2 separate regions of the Homo sapiens genome follow, and region 1 is linked to region 2. The links are chromatin loops, found by intact Hi-C in ENCODE. Cell type or tissue: A673. All regions are shown on one strand. Each heading gives the region's core, and the rest is flanking DNA. Links, peaks and the distances in the headings are about the cores only.

What was found. Peaks named below come from ENCODE experiments on the same cell type or tissue, not always from the same donor. Only the 100,000 strongest peaks of a DNase experiment are listed, where the experiment ranks them.
Region 1: a loop joins it to region 2, with 2.7 times the contacts of the local background. A loop is called at or near these places in 1 of 110 quality-filtered maps.

What each region holds. Positions count from the first base shown.
Region 1 is chr1:64,913,404-64,923,521 of GRCh38, forward strand. All of the region lies in intron 1 of JAK1 (Janus kinase 1), which reads right to left. It also overlaps the pseudogene LOC100130270. Among named protein-coding and RNA genes, the nearest start is that of JAK1, 48 kb to the right of the region's middle. RefSeq lists an enhancer at 2,503-2,797. In A673, for the core only: no CTCF peak of the experiment used is centred there; DNase peaks (open chromatin) are centred at 4,088 and 4,328; H3K4me3 peaks cover 992 bases; H3K27ac peaks cover 7,648 bases.
Region 2 is chr1:65,022,109-65,032,226 of GRCh38, forward strand. It overlaps a transcript of JAK1 not described here and the pseudogene RNU6-1176P. Among named protein-coding and RNA genes, the nearest start is that of LINC01359, 25 kb to the left of the region's middle. RefSeq lists an enhancer at 3,887-4,704. In A673, for the core only: no CTCF peak of the experiment used is centred there; a DNase peak (open chromatin) is centred at 4,373; H3K27ac peaks cover 2,588 bases.

The sequences.
Region 1 (10,118 bases), core at 718-8,717, 110 kb before region 2:
ACTCAACACCATGGCTCAATTTCACTCAATAAATAATTTTTGTGTGCCTACAATGTGCCAGCCTCTGTGCTAGAAATTGGTCATACAATGATAATAATTCCTATGAACCAGACACTAATAGAACTGACTAATCATTCAATAGTTACAACATGATAAGCTTCGTATTAAGGAGAAAAATCAAACTGCAGAATAATACATATGGCAAGATTCCATTTGGGAGGGAGGGAGGGAGGAAGGGAGGAAGGAAGGAAAGAAGGAAGGAAGGAAGGAAGGAAGGAAGGAAGGAAGGAAGGAAGGAAAGAAGGGAGGGAGGGAGGGAGGGAGGGAGGGAGGAATTGAAAGGAAGTGTGTGGGAGCAAAAATAATCTTCTAACTCCATATAAGGGTGGATCAGACGAGGTTTCACAGAGAATGTCCTGGGGCTGGGATTTGCAGAAAAATAGATATTAAATAACAGAAATAGGTGGGACTGGAGATAGCACATTTCTGGCAGAAATAAGAGCACAAGTTTGAGAGCATGTAGTGGTCCTTTCACAAAGTGCACATTGGTGCACTGGAGGGTGCGTTGGGGGGTGAGTGGCCAGACATGGGGCTACAGCAGTGGACAGAGGCAGGCGTGGTCAACCCTCTAGACCATGCTGAGTAGCCAAGACTCTACAATGCAGGTTAGAGGAGGCCAGTGATTGTTGATTTTGAGAAAGACCAATGTCAGGTCATTTTGAGAGCAGCTGACAGAAGGCAGAGACCAGCAGTTTGGAAGCAACTGCAATGGTCCAAATAAAAGATGATGTTGAACCAAACACTATGAATCCCCTACCTCAGACAAGGGGCCAGGCACTAGGGATTCAAAAATAAACACGATCTACTCGCTGCCTTATGGAAAGTGAGGTTAAATGAAGAGGGAACAATTTTAATATAAGAGAATGACCATAGATGCTTCAAATAAAAGGTTTAAGTTAAACAATGGAATGCTTCTGACTCTAAACACTTTGAGAACTGCTAAAGAAAAAGCTAACACAAAGTTTAGAGGTTGTAAAGTCCCAAAACAACGAAATAAACAGCTGAGGAGAAAAGAACCTTTCTGAGACAGAACTATCCAAGGCTGACCTCTTTTATTAAGTGGTTGTAAGGATAACTGGGAAGTATCTGGGCAAATACATGGTTTTGTTTTGTTTTTTTGAGACAGAGTCTCATCTGTCACCCAGGCTGGAGCGCAGTGGCGTGATCTCAGCTCACTGCAACCTCTGCCTCTGGGGTTCAAGTGATTCTCCTGCCTCAGTCTCCTGAGTAGCTGGGATTACAGGTGTGCACCACCATGCCCGGCTAATTTTTGTATTTTTAGTAGAGATGGGGTTTCACCATGTTGGCCAGGCTGGTCTTGAACTCCTGACCTCAAGTGATCCACCCATCTCTGCCTCCCAAAGTGCTAGGATTACAGGCATGAGCCACTGTGCCCAGCCAAACACATGGTATTTAAAACACAACTATAACTATAGTATTGCAACTTGGGGAACGTGTGATGGGTGGGTCTTTCCTCAATACAAGATAAGGCACAACACTATTTAATAAAAAAAGCTCTCTGATTTTTTAAGTCTGATCCAACTTCAAATCCCACTTACTAGCTATGTGACCTTGAGTCAATTATTTTACCTGCCTCTCTTCACTATAAAATGAGAATAACCACATATATACCTTATAGGATTGTGAAGGTAAATGAGGCAGGATTCCCAGCTAAAATGGCAGATTGAACAGAAATACCCAATTTCACTCCCTTCTGAAACTCCACTAAAATATAGTACATATTTTTAAAATATATAAAGTAGTATAATAAATACAGCATGGCTTTTCTGTTTAAGACCAAATTCACAAATATGTAAGGGGAAAAGAAGAGGAGAAAACTACAACTTTGGAAACTGGAAAGTAGTTGGATATGTAAAAAAAAAATTGACTTCGATAATCCACAAATACTGAATCCCAAGCTGACAATGGCAAAAGCTGATAACCAAATTAACGTATACCACAGAAGTCTCCAAAGTCACAGGAACTGGAAGGAAGCACCAGTAACTGGGGTGAAGAAAGAGGGCCAGAGAAAGGTGTTTGAGAAAAAGAATCCCGTTGGCCACTCCTCTGCCCCAGCAAAAGTCTAGACCAGCACTGTCCAGTAAAATGGTCCACAATAATGGAAACGTTTTGTATCTGTGCTGTGTCCAGTACGGCAGCCAGTCACATGTGGCTACCAGGCATTTAAAAGATGGCTACTGTAACTGAGAAACCGATTTCTTAATTTTATTAAATGTTAATTTAAATTTAAGTGGCTACCATGTGGCTAGTGACTATTTTATTATAAGGAAACACATATCTAGAGGTTTAGTTTCTGGAAAGGATAAGACAAAGGGTCCTGTAACTAGAGATGTCAGGTGAAGCATGGGAACCTCTGGGCACGCAGAAAGACGGCATCTGCACACATGCTGAGTGCTGGGGGCCAGGATGCTACAGCCTTCACCCTCTTCCCTGCAGCTCCAGAAATGCTGGCAGCCAGTCCCTAGCCCTCCAGGTGAGAGACTGGAATACTGTCTTCTGAGGAATGTGACCATCTCACCAGGACTGACCTAAAGACACAGAGGCTGGGAGTTCCCCAATGAATGGCTCACTCTTAGTGACGTTCAAAGTTCACAAGCCCGAGGCACATGCTCAGCCTTCCTCCAAGTTTAATCATAAACAAACAGCCAAGGTAAACATATGTCTGAGGAAAGCCTCTAATGCAGACATGGAGATAGAAAAAAGCAACTCAGAGAAAACATTACACAGAGAGAAAACTTTAAAAATTAATGTCTTCAGAAAGATAAAAGAATACCTTTTATTTGTGAATCAAGAATAAAATGTTTCTTTTTTAAAGTAACATTTCAGAGAAAAAAGGAGCTCTCGAATATTAAAAAGATAATAACAGAAATGAAAACACAGCTGGGAAAGGGCCCTACGGAACTTCTAGGTTGATAGAAATGTTCTATATTTTGTTTAGGGTGGTAACTGCACAAGCCTATATGATTGTCAAAACAGCCAAAGGAACACTTAGCATTGATAAGCTTTGCTGTAGGTAAATAATATCTTAATTTTCAAAAGCTAAAAAGGTTGGAAGATAATGTTTAGGAAAAGGCCAGGCGCAGTGGCTCATGACTATAATCCCAGCATTTTGGGAGGCTGAGGCAGGGGGATCTCTTGAGGTCTGGAGTTCAAGATCACCCTGACCAACATAGTGAAACCCTGTCTCTGCTAAAAATACAAAAATTAGCCAGGTGTGGTGGCATGCATCTGTAGTCCCAGCTACTGAGGAGGCTGAGGTGGGAGAATCGCTTGAACCGGGAGGCAGAGGTTGCAGTGAGCCGAGATTCTGCCGCTGAACTCCATCCAGCCTGGGTGACAGAGTGAGACCCTTTCTCAAAAAAAAAAAAAAAAGTTTAGGAAATAGGTTAGAAAAGAACAGTTTGAAAATAGGAGAAAAGAGATAAGAAAATTAAAGGGGGCAATCCAGACAGTCACATGTCTGAATTCCTAAAGAAAAGACAAAGAAAGTGGAGGGGAGAAAATCATCAGCAAAACCATTTGAGAAAGATTTCCCAGAACCAAAGGCTACCAGTTGCCAGGTTGGAAAGGCCCATCAAAACAATGGAGAAAAAGACCTGTTTGGGGCATTCCTGGGAAATTTCATAACATTGGAAACAAGGGTCTATAAAGCTTCCAAAAGAGAATAAAACAGGCTACATTCAAAAGATCAAAAATTGAGAATATTCTCAGGCTTTTTAACAGCTGCACCAAGGAAAGAGACAGGCACCCAATGCCTGCAAAATTCTGAAGGGAAACAACTTCCAACCCAGAAGTCTATAACCAGCCAAATTATCAACGAAGTATGAAGGAAGAATCAAGATACAGTTAGACATCAAAGATCTCAAAAAACAAACTGCTATGCATCCTTCTGAAAATAACAGGAGACAGGCTCCAACACAGGAAATAAAGATTAAACAAAGAGGAAGTGAAGGGAACTCCCAGGAGCACAGAACAGAGCGGTCTCAACACAAAAGCTGTGGCCAGCCTCAGAGGATGACCAATCCCCATGTGAGCAGGGCAACTTGAGGGATACTTATGTTGAGGGCAGTCACTGCCAAGATCCCCGTAGACTGCATTGAGGGTAGAATGCCTGGGTGAGCCTGGACCAAATTCCTAATGGAATTTGGTTTTTCTTAATCATGCACTGATGAAATTCCTGTTCCCCTGCTGTGTCCTGCTGCCTGAATCAGCAGAAGACTATTTCACCCCGCAGAAGTATTCCATTTGGCCTATTCCTGAGAGCTGGACATAAGCCAGGGTGGAGCAGCACATTCCTCTTGACTCCACTCCTCCCAGGCTCCCAACAGCTGGGCCCACTGCAGTCTTCTAGGTACCTCCAACTATGAGAAGCCCTGTTTCCCACAACTCATTCATGATCTTTTCCACTGACTTTCCCAAAAGGGTCCCTGCAACCTCTCAACTCTGGATCCAGACTTGACCCAGAGTTTCTGTTCAGACACAGGGGTAATGAATTCAACCAGAGACCATGAAGCTCTTCTCCTGGGAGCCTTCATCTAGAGATGGCATCACTGCCCTTTCCTTATACACCTAGGTTTATGCTTGCTCTGGGGACATATACACTGGTAGAAAGGGCATGATTAATACCAAAGTGGGGGTGACTGTTACCTCTGAGGGAAGTGCAGTGGAGGGGACTACCAGGTGATTTCTAAGATACCAGTAATGTTCTCTTTCTTAACCTGAATGGTGGATACATAGGTATTTTTCTCTAACTATACACATACTGTTTACATAGTCTTCTCTATGTTGATACATTTTTCAATTTAAAAAGTTCCCTCCATAGAAAATTAAATATATTTAGAGACCCTAAGTAGATACTCATTAATTTTCAATTACTTTATTCTGAGATACTACTTAGTCAAGGGCCTGGCAGCTAAGCTAGTTCTCTCCTTTTAAATCAGATGCCCTTGCTGAAAACATGCTCCACCAGGTCCTTGGTCAGGCCAAGGAACTGAGTTTGATCCCCCTCTTTGTATTTAATGGAGCTAGAGGTACCAGAGCAGCACTGTATGTCTTGCATCTGGCATTTCAATCCAGATGTTAGTTGGGCCAGAAAGAATGACCCAGGGCCCTGGAATAAACTGGGTTCCAATGAGCAATACAAGTTCTACTCAGTGAATGTGGATTACAGTAAACTGAAGAAAGATGGTCCAGATTTCTAAATGAAATGTTTCACTATAAAGCTGCTTAGAATGAAGATCTTCCAGAAGCTAGCTGCACTATTTTCCACTTAACTAGGAAATATTTCTCCTTTAGATACATGAAATCATGTTGATATAATGTGTTGGAGATTACATTAACAAATAACTGAAACTTGAAAAAAAATCAATTACCTTATCCTCTCCAGTAATCAAATACTACGCTTCTTTAAAGACCATCTTGAATGGCAGCAACTTTTTTTTCGAAGAAGAAAAATTTATAAGTATCTCATAAACAATTCTCATATTGATTACATGTTGAAATAGGATATTAATTTCACCTGGCTCCTTTTACCTTTTTTTTTATTATTATACTTTAAGTTCTAGGGTACATGTGCACAACGTGCAGGTTTGTTACATAGGTATATATGTGCCATGTTGGTGTGCTGCACCTGTTAACTTGTCATTTACATTAAGTATATCTCCTAACGCTATCCCTCCCCACTTCCCCCACCCCACAACAGGCCCTGGTGTGTGATGTTGCTCTTCCTGTGTCCAAGTGTTCTCATTGTTCAATTCCCACCTATGAGTCAGAACATGCGGTGTTTGGTTTTTTGTCCTTGCGACAGTTTGCTGAGAGTGACGGTTTCCAGCTTCATCCATGTCCCTACAAAGGACATGAACTCATCGTTTTTTATGGTTGCATAGTATTCCATGGTGTATATGTGCCACAGTTTCTTAATCCAGTCTATCATTGATGGACATTTGGGTTGGTTCCAAGTCTTTGCTATTGTGAATAGTGCCGCTATAAACATACGTGTGCATGTGTCTTTATAGCAGCATGATTTATATTCCTTTGGGTATATACCCAGTAATGGGATGGCTGGGTCAAATGATATTTCTAGTTCTAGATCCCTGAGGAATCGCCACACTGTCTTCCACAATGGTTGAACTAGTTTAGTCTCACCAACAGTGTAAAAGTGTTCCTATTTCTCCACATCATCTTTCTAAAATTCTACCTAGGCAATAATCCCCTGGACTTTCATCATTTGCCAATTTGTGCCATTATTTACTTGTAATATATGTCTCCTTAGCTAGGTTGAAAACAGAAATGAACAAAAGCATGACTTTTCCTAATGAGTCTTTCAAGTAGCTACTATAAAAACAATAATGGTCCTAAGTCAAATGGGGTGGGGCCTGACGGACACCCTAGATCCTCTCAGGACAGAGTCGGGTTCTTGGATGAGGTCCTTCCATCACTTAGTGCCTTCTCACCTCCAGCACCTGCTAAGCACAGGGCCTGGCACAGAGTAAGAACTCAAATGTTTCTCAATAAATAATAAACGACATCAAAAGAAAAAAGTGCTAAGAATCAAGTGACAAATATGACCCAAGTAATTAATGAAAAAGTAGCTCCCTATTGAAAGTTAAAAATCACTATGATCATTTCTGGTTAAAGAATCAAACAAAATTTTTAAGCATAAAGAGGAGATGTAGTATTAAGGATAATCCTTGAAAAGTATTTCCAAATCTGAAATTGACGGAAACAGGGAAAAGTGGCTTACACAAAATGAACTGTAATTTAAATGGAATAAACAGGACAAGTGTGGTGGCACATGTGTCATCCTAGCACTTTGGGAGGCCAAGGCAGGTGGATCACTTGAGCCCAGGAATTCAAGACCAGCCTGGGCAACATGGCGAGACCTCATCTCTACATAAAACATAAAAATTAGCTGGGTGTGGTGGCACATACCTGTAGTCCCAGCTACTTGGGAGGCTGAGAACTACACGAGAATTGCTTAAGCCTAGGAAGCAGAGATTGGAAAGAGTCGAGATCATGCCACTGCACTCCTGCCTGGGCGACACAGCAAGACTCTGTCTTAAACTAATCCAAGACTAGACTACACTAGACCAAACTAAAATTAAATTAAATTAAATTAATGCTGGCAGTGGAAAATTTCTCATCCAGCACATATACACTGGAGACAGCATGGTGTGGACTGAATGAGTTCTAACCCTGCCTCTGCCAGAACCTAACCTTGGGCCTTGGATAATTCAAGGAACCCTTCTGGCCCTCAGTTTTCCCCACTGTAAAACAGGCAGGCAGAATAAATGACCATGAAGCTCCCTGAAGGCCAATAGGGTTATAGGAGTCCATATATTCCTGCTTACTGATTCACTGACTGAGTTAAGTATCAAGGCAGTACACAGGAACAGGTCCAGTGCAAAACTGTCCCTAATATCCTACTGATAGAAAAAATAAGAGACACAGTTTCCAATTCAGGTGCTTTTGTACAGTCTAAGTTCTAAAAGCTTTTTATAAATGCTATGCTTTAAGACAGTTAAATGTATCCAGTGACTTTTAACCTGAAAACTGCTAAAGCCAAGGAAAATAATGTAAGTTGAACTCATGCCCATTTCTATTATAATTCCATTTTTCAGAGTAACTCATAAGCGTGCATGACTCACACATCTGAATATGATGAGATGTTCCTTTATCATTTCATCTTCTATGCCAGTAATCCCACATTACAGAGTGCCAAACCCCTTTAATAAGTGTAGCATATGTTTCTACCACACTCCAAAATCCAGCACAAGACTGCTGCATTAGGGAAAAAATCTAAGTGAGGATTTCTGGGCTTTCGATCATAGGACCCCAAGTTAGTTGTCAAAAATATGACTCCCTCGCCTCTCCCTTTCTGCACAGCCACCTAGACTACTGATAACTGAAAGCATAACAACTATCCTTCAGGCTCATACAGACATTTAGACAGCCCTTTGAAGTGTACAAAGCACTTTCACATCTATTAACTTAACTGATTTCCAGTGACCTACTAGAGTATATAGTAGGTCACTGGAAATCATTTTACAGATAAAGAAACAGAGATTCAGAGAATTTAAGTGCCTTGCATAAGGCTATGCAGCTAGCAAGTGGCTGAACTGAGACAAGCACTCAGCTCATCTAAAACCAAAAACTGAGCTCTTCTCACCAAACTGATGTGTAACCTAGGGATAAGAAAATAAGTGGTTGAAATAAAACCTCTTAGAAATTGTTGTGATTATACTATTGGGAGTGGATCAACCTTTTATAAACAAGGCAGCTTCTCTATTCCCTTCTTAGTCCCTTTGTACAGTGAGTTTCTAGAGTGAGATGGCTTACCCATTTGGACTTGACTCCAGATATACCTCCTTTCCATTTCCAACCAAGAAGATAATTCTTGAACTCTGTCCTTGTAATATGAAATACCAGCTATAGCATGACTTCAGTCAACAACAGTAAAGAGAGATTAAGTAACTGGCTGCAAATCACAAAGTTGCACAAGCAGAGTAGATCGGCATAGGGACTTCAATCTTCTCCCGACAGATGGACATTTAGACATTCCATCACCCTTCCTGAGACACAGGGCTTGCAGCAGTTCTTTCAGTGACAAAAATTCCCTAAGCAGCCCACAGTGCTATTAGTTTCCTCATTTGATTGTTCTTATGGAAAAAAAAAACCACAACAACAACACTACTAAATGCCCCCCACCCCCCAGTTAGTTACTTGAGAACAACTAATCAGACCATCCCTGTACCCTGTATAAATAAAAACAAGGGTTTTTTTGCATTGACCTGATAATTTCATTGGTAGCTACAACTAACTACACAATAGTTGGAGGTAGAGAGATGCATTCTGTATCTTTACCTTTAATTATACAGTAAGGGCTGGAATCCCCTGTCAGTTCATTCAGCCAAGCTTACAAGAAGTCACAACGTGGGAATTTCCAAAGCCAGTCAAACATCAGGAGTATAAATGTCATGTACCTAGACTTCTCAGTTTATAAACACATTTTTTTTTAAAGCTGACTAGTAACAATATAAAAATATTCCCTCCTGTTCACCACTTCAAACATTTAGTATGATTTAGGTTTTTGGTTAACCATGCTTGTTGAATGCTTTAAGGTGCTAAATTACTAACTGGGCTGGAACTTTCTAACCATACCTCATTTAAATTCAATCATAGATTACATATCAAAAACTTAAATCTCCAAGTCTCGGCCAAATGAGATCTGCTTTATAATCTGAATAGAAAATGGTTGGTAAGTAAACAAGCTAATCATGAACACCATCTCTAGAGCAAAAATATCAAAAAGACCATAAGGAGTGGCTTTGACATCAGTCAAACCTGAGTTTAAATCCTGGCTCTGCCACTTATGAGCTCTGTGTGGTCCTGGACACTTGAGCTTCTAAGCCTTACATTTCTGCATCTCTAGTATCAATTCGCTCTCACCTAACTGTTGTCAAGGACCAACCACAGTGGAAATCATACGTTAGGTACTAAATAAAAAAGATACTTATTAGCTACTATAAAGTAAATTTGGAATACAAGCCAATGTGACTCTGTGGATAATAATAACTTGGAAAGTTGGGGTAGGAAACAATTGCAGGTTCTTTCCATTAACATTCTACTTACTACCCTTCAAGGCCCATCCCAATCCAACCTCCTCCTCCTCCACCACCTAGCTCCATCAATTGCAGCCTACAATGACTGACACGCAACATAATTAGCACTTCATTAAATATTGTATTGTGTTTCTGGGATCACTATTTGCTGGTCCTAACACCTATCTGTTTAAGGATACCTTAAGCAGAAAGGCTCTCTGCGTCTCTAACTTCCAGTCTCACTACCCCTTCATTATTCTAACTCATTATAAACTACACTGAGACCACAAGTGATTACACAATGCCATTTAATTAGAATTGTGCATGCTTGAAAATACAAAAATCACCCTTGGAACAGTTAACAGATAATTTTAGCTTATTAAACACACATTTTTTAACACTCCAAAACCACTTTGGTTCAGATCACATGGGGACATT
Region 2 (10,118 bases), core at 1,068-9,067:
GTGCCAAGCTACAAGAGTAATGTTTTTGCCCTGTGTTTTTCCAAAGCAGGGCCTTTTCCAAAACAATTCAGGGTGATGACTACTTGAGTGCATTTTAATGTGTTTGCTAATGAATTTTCTTGATATTGGAAAATAACATTTTTCTTGTGTAATGTCCCCTCTCCTTTCTCTCAAAGGAGCCCACATTGCCATTTTTTTATTTTTTTATTTTTTCTTGGTCACAGAGAAGTCCATGCTAGTGAAGCAATTAAGGGCTCTTTCTAACCCATAAATCACCAACAAAATGGATATTCCAGTGCACCCATAGGGATTGGAGGGCTCATGTGAGGGAAGTTTGTAAATGACTCTGCATTTTAGGATTTCCATAGCCTTTCTGAGGCCCATTAAACTGATCAGTAGGTAGTAAGTGATGAGGCATAAGGCTGGGAGGTGGGGTGATGTAAAGAAAAAATTAAGAAATGAGACTGAGTCAGCCAAAGTGAAAATTTAGTTTGTAAGAGTTGGTGCCTCTTCAGACTTCTAAGCAACTTGAAGAAGGTAATCACCATTTTATTACTTTTATTATCTTCTTTATTTTTAGACTTTAACATAGTCAATAGTGGGTTGCAGTACCTTGCTAAGAGGGAGGAGAACCAACTTCATACATTAGTGTCATGCTAAAATATTCATTGGGAAAAATTAATATAGCATTTTATTTAGGGCTTTCAATGTGTATATCAAAGGAGAAACTAATCAGGGGAAATTCAGTCTATTCTTAAGTTGGTGGGGAATGATATTTTTTGATAGGGAGTTTTTCACACCTGTTAGATCATATAAATTCAGTGGATGCTTTTTTTCTCATGAAAAGTGAGGAAGCAGTAAACATTTAAAACATAGAATTTTTTTTCCTGTCATCCTTACACAGGGGCCATGCTAATCTTCTCTGTATCATTCCAACTATTAATTATTTTTAAGTGAAGTATTTAATACGCTGATGTTAAGGTTCGGTTCAATGACTTTTTTTTAAATTTTAGAGGTAGGGTCTCGTTCTGTCACCCAAGCTGAAGTACAGTGGAGTGATCATGGCTCACTGCAACCTCAATCCCCTAGGCTTAAGTGATTCTCCCACCTCAGCCTCCCAAGTATCTGGAGACACAGGCATACGTAGCCATACTGGGCTAATTTTTATTTTTTATTTTTGTCAAGCTATGTTGCCCAGGCTGGTCTTGAATTCCTGGCCTCAAGCAATCCTCCCACCTCAGCCTCCTGAGGCACTGGTATTACAAGCCTGAGCCAACATGCTTGGCCAACAGATTTCGATAATTGTACACATTAATGTAACTACCATCTAAAGTTCCAGAAAGTTGTCTCATCCTCTTGTCCCTTTCTAGTCAAACCCCCTTTCCTTCTCACTGAGGGAACCACTTTCTTTTTTTTTGAGGCTGGACTGCAGTGGCACAATCTCGGCTCACTGCAAGCTCCACCTCCTGGGTTCATGCCATTCTCCTGCCTCAGCCTCCCGAGGAGCTGGGACTACAGGTGCCCACCACCACACCAGGCTAATTGTTTGTATTTTTAGTAGAGATGGGGTTTCACCATGTTAGCCAGGATGGCCTCGATCTCCTGACTTCATGATCCACACACCTCGGCCTCCCAAAGTGCTGGGATTACAGGTGTGAGCTACTGCACCCTGCTGAGGGAACCACTTTCTAATCCTATCACCATAGATTAGTTTGCCTGCTCTGGGATTGCATGTAAATGGAGTCATACCGTATTTATTATTTTGCATCTGGTGTCTTTCACTCACCATGGTTCTAGATTCATCCTTTTTTTTTTTTTTTTTTGCATGTACCAGTGGCTCGTTCCTTTTATTGCTGAGTAGTATTCCTTTGTATGAATATATCACAATGTGTTTATCCAATCTCCTATTGCTGGACATTTGAGTTGTTTTCCATTTTTGGCTGTTATGAATACAAGTACTATGAGCATTCTTGTACAAAACTTTTTGCGGCCATATATTTCCATGTTTTGGGGGTATATACCTAGGAGTAGAATAGCTGGTAACTCTATGTTTAATCATTTGAGGACCTGCCAGACTGTTTTCCAAAGTGGCTGTACCACCTACATTCCTACCAGCAAGGTACAAGGGTTCTAATTTCTCCATATCCTTGCCAACACTTGTTGTTCATATTTTTTATTACAGCCATCCTAGGGGGTGTAAAGTTATATCTCATTGTGGTTTTGATTTGCATTTTCTTAATGATTAATGACGTTGAACATCTTTTCAAGAGTTTATTGGCTACTTGTACACCTTCTTTGGGGAAATGTCTATTCATAACATTTGCTCATTTTAAATTGGGTCATTTGTCTTTTTGTTGTTGAGTCCTAATTGATTCTTAACTTGGGTGAAATTGAATTGAGAGAGTCTGTTGTAACAGGTAAGCCTCTTGCAGTTGAAAGTAACAGAAAACCCAACCTACATTATTAGCTTAAGCATTAATGGAACTTGTTGTATCACAGAACTGAAAGTTCTTGGAGGTAGTTGTGGCTTCAAGAATGGCCTGGTCCAAAGCAAAAAAAAAAAAAAAAAAAAGAAAGAAAAAAAAAGGCTAGGGGTGGTGGCTCACACCTGTAACCCCAGCAGTTTGGGAGGCTAAGGTGGGCAGATCACATGAGGTCAGGAGTTTGAGACCAGCCTGGCCAACATGGTGAGACCCCATTTCTACTAAAAATACAAAAATTAGCCAGTCGTGGTGGCAGGCACCTGTAATCTCAACTACTCAGGAGGCTGAGGCACGAGAATCATTTGAACCCGGGAGGTAGAGGATGCAGTGAGCCGAGATCGTGCCATTGCACTCTAGCCTGGACAACAAGAGCGAAACTCTGTCTCAAAAAAAAAAGTGACACCAGAACCTGATTTCTTCCTTCTCCCCTCTTAGCTCTGTTTTCACTGTCTGAGCCCCATTCTTGGATAGGCCTCACCAATTAGAACAGCAAGATGGCTATAGCAGCTCCAGCCACACGTTCTTCCAGGTTCAGGCCCACAGGAGAAGAGTGCTTGCTCACAGAAGCACTGGCAAAAAGACTTACGGGTCCTGACTGATTACAGACCAATCCAAACTGCAGTGGCCAAGAGGAATAGGTACACTGATTTAGGGGGATTCACAGATCCCATTCCCGAAGCAATGGTTAGAGCCCACCCGAAACATGGATTCCAAGTCGGGGAAGAGAGAGAGTTATCCAGAGAGAAATTAGAATACATTTACCAAAATAGGAGGAAAAGGGATGTCGGGGATGTCAAAAACTAGCAAATGTCCACTACAGTGCTTCCCAACCACGGCCTCACTAAAAATCAACATGATTTTTATCTAAGCAACTAAGCAAAGAGGTGAGGCCACAGGGTAAAATACTATTATTGACACAGGAATATGGATAAAGGCAAGAGAATAGTTAGCCAGCAGTAAAATCATTAAAAAGTCACTAAATTTAGCATCTGAAGACCTGGCTCGAATCCTAGGTTTGCTACTTGCTAGCACTATGACCTTGGAAAAAATCACTTAACTTTACAAATCAATTTTTTTCTTTCTTTCTTTTTTCTTTCCTTTTTTGAGACAGGGTCTTACTCTGTCACCCAGGCTAGAGTGCACTGGCATGATCACAGCTCACTGTAGCCTCGACCTCCTAGGCTCAAGAAATGCTTCCAGCTCAGCCTCCCGAGTAGCTGTGACTATAGGTGCATACCACCATGCCTGGCTAATTTTTTATATTTTTTGTAGAGATGGGGTTTTGCCATGTTGCCCAGGCTACTCTTGTACTCCTGGACTCAAGCGATCCTCCTGCCTTGACCTCCCATAATGCTGGGATTACAGGCATGAGCCACCACACCCAGCCAAACCACATTTTTCTAAGCCATAAAACAGGGATTACCTCAAATTATCATTCCAGCATCATAGGTTGGTTCTAGAAATATAAACCTGTAAAAGTGCCTGGCACATAGAGGATATTCACTCTGAAATCCTGGGTCATAACTTTGTCTACATGCCTTCCATGTGATCCCACCCCAACGCTACTACCTATCCAGCCAGTGTTTGCTTTCCAGATGGGACTGCAGAGATTTCCACAGAAAATCTTTTGAACCATTACCTTATTGAGCCCCAAACTGTAATTTCAGCTATGTGATTAGAGCATTGTTCTATCAACACCGAGAATGGTTTCTGGCTGGAATGTCAGTGGAGCATGGTGAGCCAGACACAGGCAGTCCTTTGAACACAGCCTGGGGTATAAGACAGAGATGATCATCACAGTTGGAGATCTAGAAAATGTCCCTGGAGACCTCAGAATCCCACGGTTTGGCTTCCAGCAGTGAAAATGAGTGCCAGCTTCCCCTCTCAAAGCACGCTGCCCCCCTGGATTCTAGTTTGTTAGCTAATCCCTTCCTCCTCTAGAACAGGAAAGAAGGAAGGAAGGGTTTGGAACTGTTCCATTGGTAGCCCCAGAATTTCTACATAAGAAAAGCTTAGGGGCAGCCATCTGGCTGCTATGAGCTTCTAGAGGAGTTGCTTTTGAAATTGTTTGCATTTTAAATAAGAAGGTTTGGCCAGGTGCAGTGGCTCACACCTGTAATCCCAGCACTTTGGGAGGCAGAGGGCGGGCAGATCACCTGAGGCCAGGAGTTTGAGACCAACCTGGCCAACATGGTGAAACCTCATCTCTACTAAAAAATACAAAAATTAGCCAGGCATGGCGGAGTGCACCTCTGGAGCCAGAGGCAGGAGAATTGCTTGAACCTAGGAGGTAGAGGCTGCAGTGAGCTGAGATTGCGCCACTGCACTCTAGCCTGGGCAACAGAGTTAGGCAGTCTCAAAAAAATAAAAACCATTTTTTTTAAATAAGCAGGTTTCATTCAGATTGTATACTATTTGAGATGGCCTGGGTAGAGCTGGTTATCTGGAAACTTTTGGGGTTTTTTGTTTTTTTTAGATGGAGTATCACTCTGTTGCCCAGGCTGGAGTGCAGTGGTGCGATCTCGACTCACTGCAACCTCTGCCTCCTGGGTTCAAGCTATTCTCCTGGCTCAGTCTCTTGAGTAACTGGGACTACAGGTGCACACCACCACACCTGGCTAATTTACCACACCTGGCTAATTTTTTTTTTCTTTTAGTAGAGATGGGGTTTCACCATGTTGGCCAGGCTGACCTCAAGTGATCCGCCCATCTCAGCCTCCCAAAGTGCTGGGATTACAGGTGTGAGCCACTGCACCCAGCCAATTATCTCGAAACTTTGATCATCCTTGACATCACTGCCGACTGCCCTCCTCCAATTCCCTTGGTCTATCTCTGACTGATGCCGGCAGAAGAAGCAGAGCAAAATCTCCTTACATGTATTTTTGTTCCGCTTCCTGTCAATTTGGGTCCTCTAGGAAGCAGACAGGCACCAGGATGGGTTTATAAGTGAAAGCACTGGGTTGTAATAACTGTGAAAGGCAAAAGGAAGAGGGAGCTGGAGAGGGCAGGGAAAGCCTTAAAACCATGTTGCAGGTCTGAGGCTTGTAAAAGGAGAAGGGTAAGGAAGGATGATTGTGTGGGTGAATAGAGTCTCAGACTGTGGTGCAGCTCTGGAAATGTCCTGGTCAGCCTAATAGGGAGCTCTGGCACAAGGATTGCCCTCAAAAAAGTCCCACGTTGCATGGCAGTGGTCATGCCCTAGTACCCCTGCCATGCTCAGTCATTGGTAGAGGGCTGCCTGGGAGAAAGTGCTGCACCCTGGATGCTGGGGTGGATCCAGACTAGAAGCTGTCAGCGTTCTGCATTCCTTGCAGCAGGTTCTTTCTGGAAGGGAAGTCTGCGTGGCACGCTGCCACAGCTGGCACAACCCCAACAGCTGTCCAGCCATTCTGCTCTTACCTATAATCAAGCTCACAGAAGGGAAGTAGAGTGTTTTTGTGCTCCACAGAACTGCCTGAGCTCTTTTTATGATTCCTTTGGGTGAACCCTCAGTAAGTCAATCTATGCCTTAGGTTTCTTGTCTGAAATATTTCCTTTGCCTGGAACGCTTTTCCCTCAGCTACACTAATAACTCAATGCCTCATCTCCTTGAGGTCTCTGCTCATGTGTTGTCTCATCAGTGAGTCCTTCCCTGACTAATTAAAATAGCAATCCCCTCACAATTCTTATTCTCCTTCCCAGTGTTATTTTTCTCCATAGCACTTACCCTATCTAATTTTAAAAGTTTATTTATATATTTATCATCTGTCTCCTTTGATTAGAATATAATGGATGTCAAGTCAGGAGATTTTGTCTGCTGTTCTATCCCTAGCACCCAGAATAGTGACTAGCATATAGCAAATGCCATTAACTATGTGGCAAATGGAAGGAAGAAAGGAAGAAAGGAAGGAAGGGAGGGAGGGAGGGAGGGAGGGAGGGAGGGACTGGTATAACCACACAAATCATGTAAAAGTTGATAGATACCACTAATCCTTTCTCTTTCTGATGCAAACTTCTTATCTAAGAAGATCATCTAACCCCTTGAAGAGAGCAATTAAGTCATTGAAACTTATAAAAATGTGTCACTAAAAATTGGAACTTTAAGTCAAAGACAGAAAACTTATTTACTAATTGTATTCTTTTTATCAGATACCATGTTACATGTTTTTACATACGTTATCTGATTTAATCCTCCCAATAGCACTGAGATAAGGGTTATCATCCCTATTTTGTGGGCAAGGAGGGTGAGGCCCAAATAACATGGCCAATGTCACACACAACTGGAAGTATGGAATTTAAATTCAGATTTATCTGATAGCAACAAATAAGAAACAGACTTCAGTGCCAAATAAGAGGAAAGGAGCAAAATTAGCTCACCATTTGATAGTAAAAATATGAACAAAGTAAAAGAATCATTACAAAGGACAAAGGAAGGAATTACTTTTACTATGCAGGGGTCAAGGCTCAATATCAGTTACCCAATCCAATGAGGATACCATCTTCTTACAATAGTGGGTATTTATTTTTCCTTTTTTTTTTCTCCTGAGACAGGGTCTCACTCTGTCACCCAGGCTAGAGGGCAGTGGCATGATCATAGCTCACTGCAGCCTCAAACTCCAGGGCTCAGGTGATACTCCCATCTCAGCCTCTCAAGTAGCTGGGACTACGGACATGCACCACTGTGCCCAGCTAATTTTTTTTGTATTTTTTGTAGAGATGGGGTTTCACTATGTTGCCCAGGCTGGTCTTAAACTACTGAACTCAAGTGACCTGCCTGCCTCAGCCTCCCAAAGTGCTGGGATTACAGGCGTGAGCCAACACACCCAGCCTATTTTTCCTTTTAAAAGTCTGTTATGCAGAAATACCATTTGACCCAGCAATCCCATTACTGGGTATATACCCAAAGGAATACAAATCGTTCTATCATAAAGATATATTCACATGTATGTTCACTGCAGCACTACTCGCCATAGCAAATACTTGGAATCAACCTAAATGCCCATCATTGGTATTTGAAAATAAAATATGGTACATACACCATGGAGTACTATGCAGCCATAAAAAAGAATGAGATCATGTCCTTTGCAGGAACATGGATGGAGCTGGAGGCTATTATCCTTAACAAACTAATGAAGGAACAGAAAACTAGATACCACATGTTCTCACTTACAAGTGTGAGCTAAATGATGAGAACGCATGGACACATAGAGGGGAACAAGAGACACTGGGGCCTATTGGAGGGTAGAGAAAGAGGATCAGGAAGAATAACGAATGGGTACTGGGCTTAAGAGTGTGTAATGAAATAATCTGTACAACAAACCCCACAACACAAGTTTACCTACATAAGAAACTTGCACATGTACTTCTGAACTTAAAAGTTAAAAAGTTAAAAAAAAAAAAGTCTGTTATGGACTGTGTGTTCCCCCACACCAAAATCCGTGTTTTGAAGCCCTAATCCCCCATGTGATGGTATTAGGAGGTGAGGCTTTGGGGAAGTAATTAGGTTTAGCGAGATTATGAGGATGGAGCCCTTGGTGGGATTAGTGCCCTTATTAAAAGAGGAAGGGATACCAGCACTCTCTCTGCAATGTGTGAGGGCACAGCAAGAAGGTGGCCATCTGCAAACCAGGAAGAGAGCTCTCACAAGGAACTGAACCAGCTGGCATCTTGATCTTGGATTTCCCAGCCTCCAGAACTGTGAGAAATAAATTTCTGTTGTTTAAGCCACCTAGTCTACAATATTTTGTTATGGCAGCCCAAATAAACTGAGACAAAGTCTCAGAAACTCATAGACGTGTTGTATCAGAAACCATCCCTTAGAAGAGAAAGTTTCTCATTCTTGCAGTAAAAAGCCAATTAATAAATGGGAGGATAGAATTTGAAAATCATCAGTGAATGCTAAAACTAGTGGGTGAGTGTTTGATGAGGAACAGAATATTAACATAGTCCCCAAAACCTCCTGACAATTTTTTTTTTTTTTGAGACAGAGTCTCACCCTGTCACCCAGGCTGGAGTGCAGTGGTGCGATCTCTGCTCACTGCAACCTCCACCTCCCGGGTTCAAGTGATTCTCCTGCCTCAGCCTCCCAACTAGCTGGGATTACAGGTGCACACACCAGGCCCAGCTAATTTTTGTATTTTTAGTAGAGATGGGGTTTCACCATGTTGGCCAGGTTGGTCTTGAACTCCTGACCTCAGGTGATCCACCCACCTCTGCCTCCCAAAGTGCTGGGATTACAGGTGTGAGCCACCGCACCTGGCCTCAGTGACCAATTGTTTTTTAATTGCAAAAGAAAAAACGGTGGCCAGTGCAGTGGCTCATGCATGTGGTCCCAGGACTTTGGGGGGCAGAGGTGGGTGGAATGCTTAAGCCTAGGAGTTTAAGACCCCCCTAGACAACACGGCAACACCCCATCTCTACAAAAAATACAACAGCTAGCTGGGTGTGGGGGCGCACACCTGTAGTCCCAGCTACTCAGTAGGCTGAGGTGGGAGGATCAGTTGAGCCAGGGAGGGTGAGACTGAAGTGAGCCGAAATCAAGTCACTACACTCCAGCCTAGGCAACAGAGTGAGAGACCCTATCTCAAAAAAAAAAAAAAAAAAAAAGGAAAAATAGTCACTTTACAGTGGGGAAATATGGTGGATACCGCCTTAACCAGAGATCAAAGTACGTGATGTTCTAAGATAAAGCAGCATCATGTACTTTCTCATATAAAGTGCTGAGAAGGACAAAACACTACTTCTGTGGTATTTCTGCTCAAAATATACAACCTGAATGTGATCATTAGGCAAGTCAGAATACTTGTAGGAGTTATTTTGTAGAACATTCTACAAAATAACTGCCCTGTACTTTTTAAAAAATTTCAAGTAAGAGAAAGTCAATGAAAAGCTGAGGAACTCTTCCAGATTAAAGAAGATTACAGAGATGAGACAACCAAATGCACTGCATGGTCTAAGACTGGATTTGACCTGGGAAAGTCAAACAACTACAAAAAGACATTATTAGGGCAATTAATGGAATTTGTCCATGGACCCTGGATTAGATAACAGTATTGTATCAAAGTTAAATTTCTTGTTTTAATCATTTTGCTATGGTTATATAAGAGAATGTCCTTTTTTTCAGCAAATAATCTGAAGTGTTTAGGGGTCTCCTAACATCTCATGGCTCCAATTTACTCTAAAATTTTTTCAGAAAAAAATCATACACACATGCCAGAGACAGAGAGAGAATGATAAAGGAAATGAGCTAAAACAATTGATGATTCTGGGTTAAGGGCACACAGAATTTGAGACTGTATCAAAATTAAAAATTAAAGAAATGTGCTTTGTATCTCAAAGACCCTCTCTTGATGTTAACCTAGGGGCTGGAAAAACACAGATTTTTCTTTTTCTTTTTTTTTTTTTTTTTCTTGTGAGATGGGGTCTTGCTTTGCTGCCCAGACTTGAGTGCAGTGGCGCGATCTCAGCTCACTGCAACCTCTGCCTCCTGGGTTCAAGCAATTCTCCTGCCTCAGTTTCCCAAGTCGCTGGGACTACAGGCACGCACCACCACGCCCAGCTAATTTTTGTATTTTTAGTAGAGACGGGGTTTTGCCATATTGGCCAGGCTGGTCTCAAACTCTTGACCTCAGGTGATCCACCCACCTCAGCCTCCCA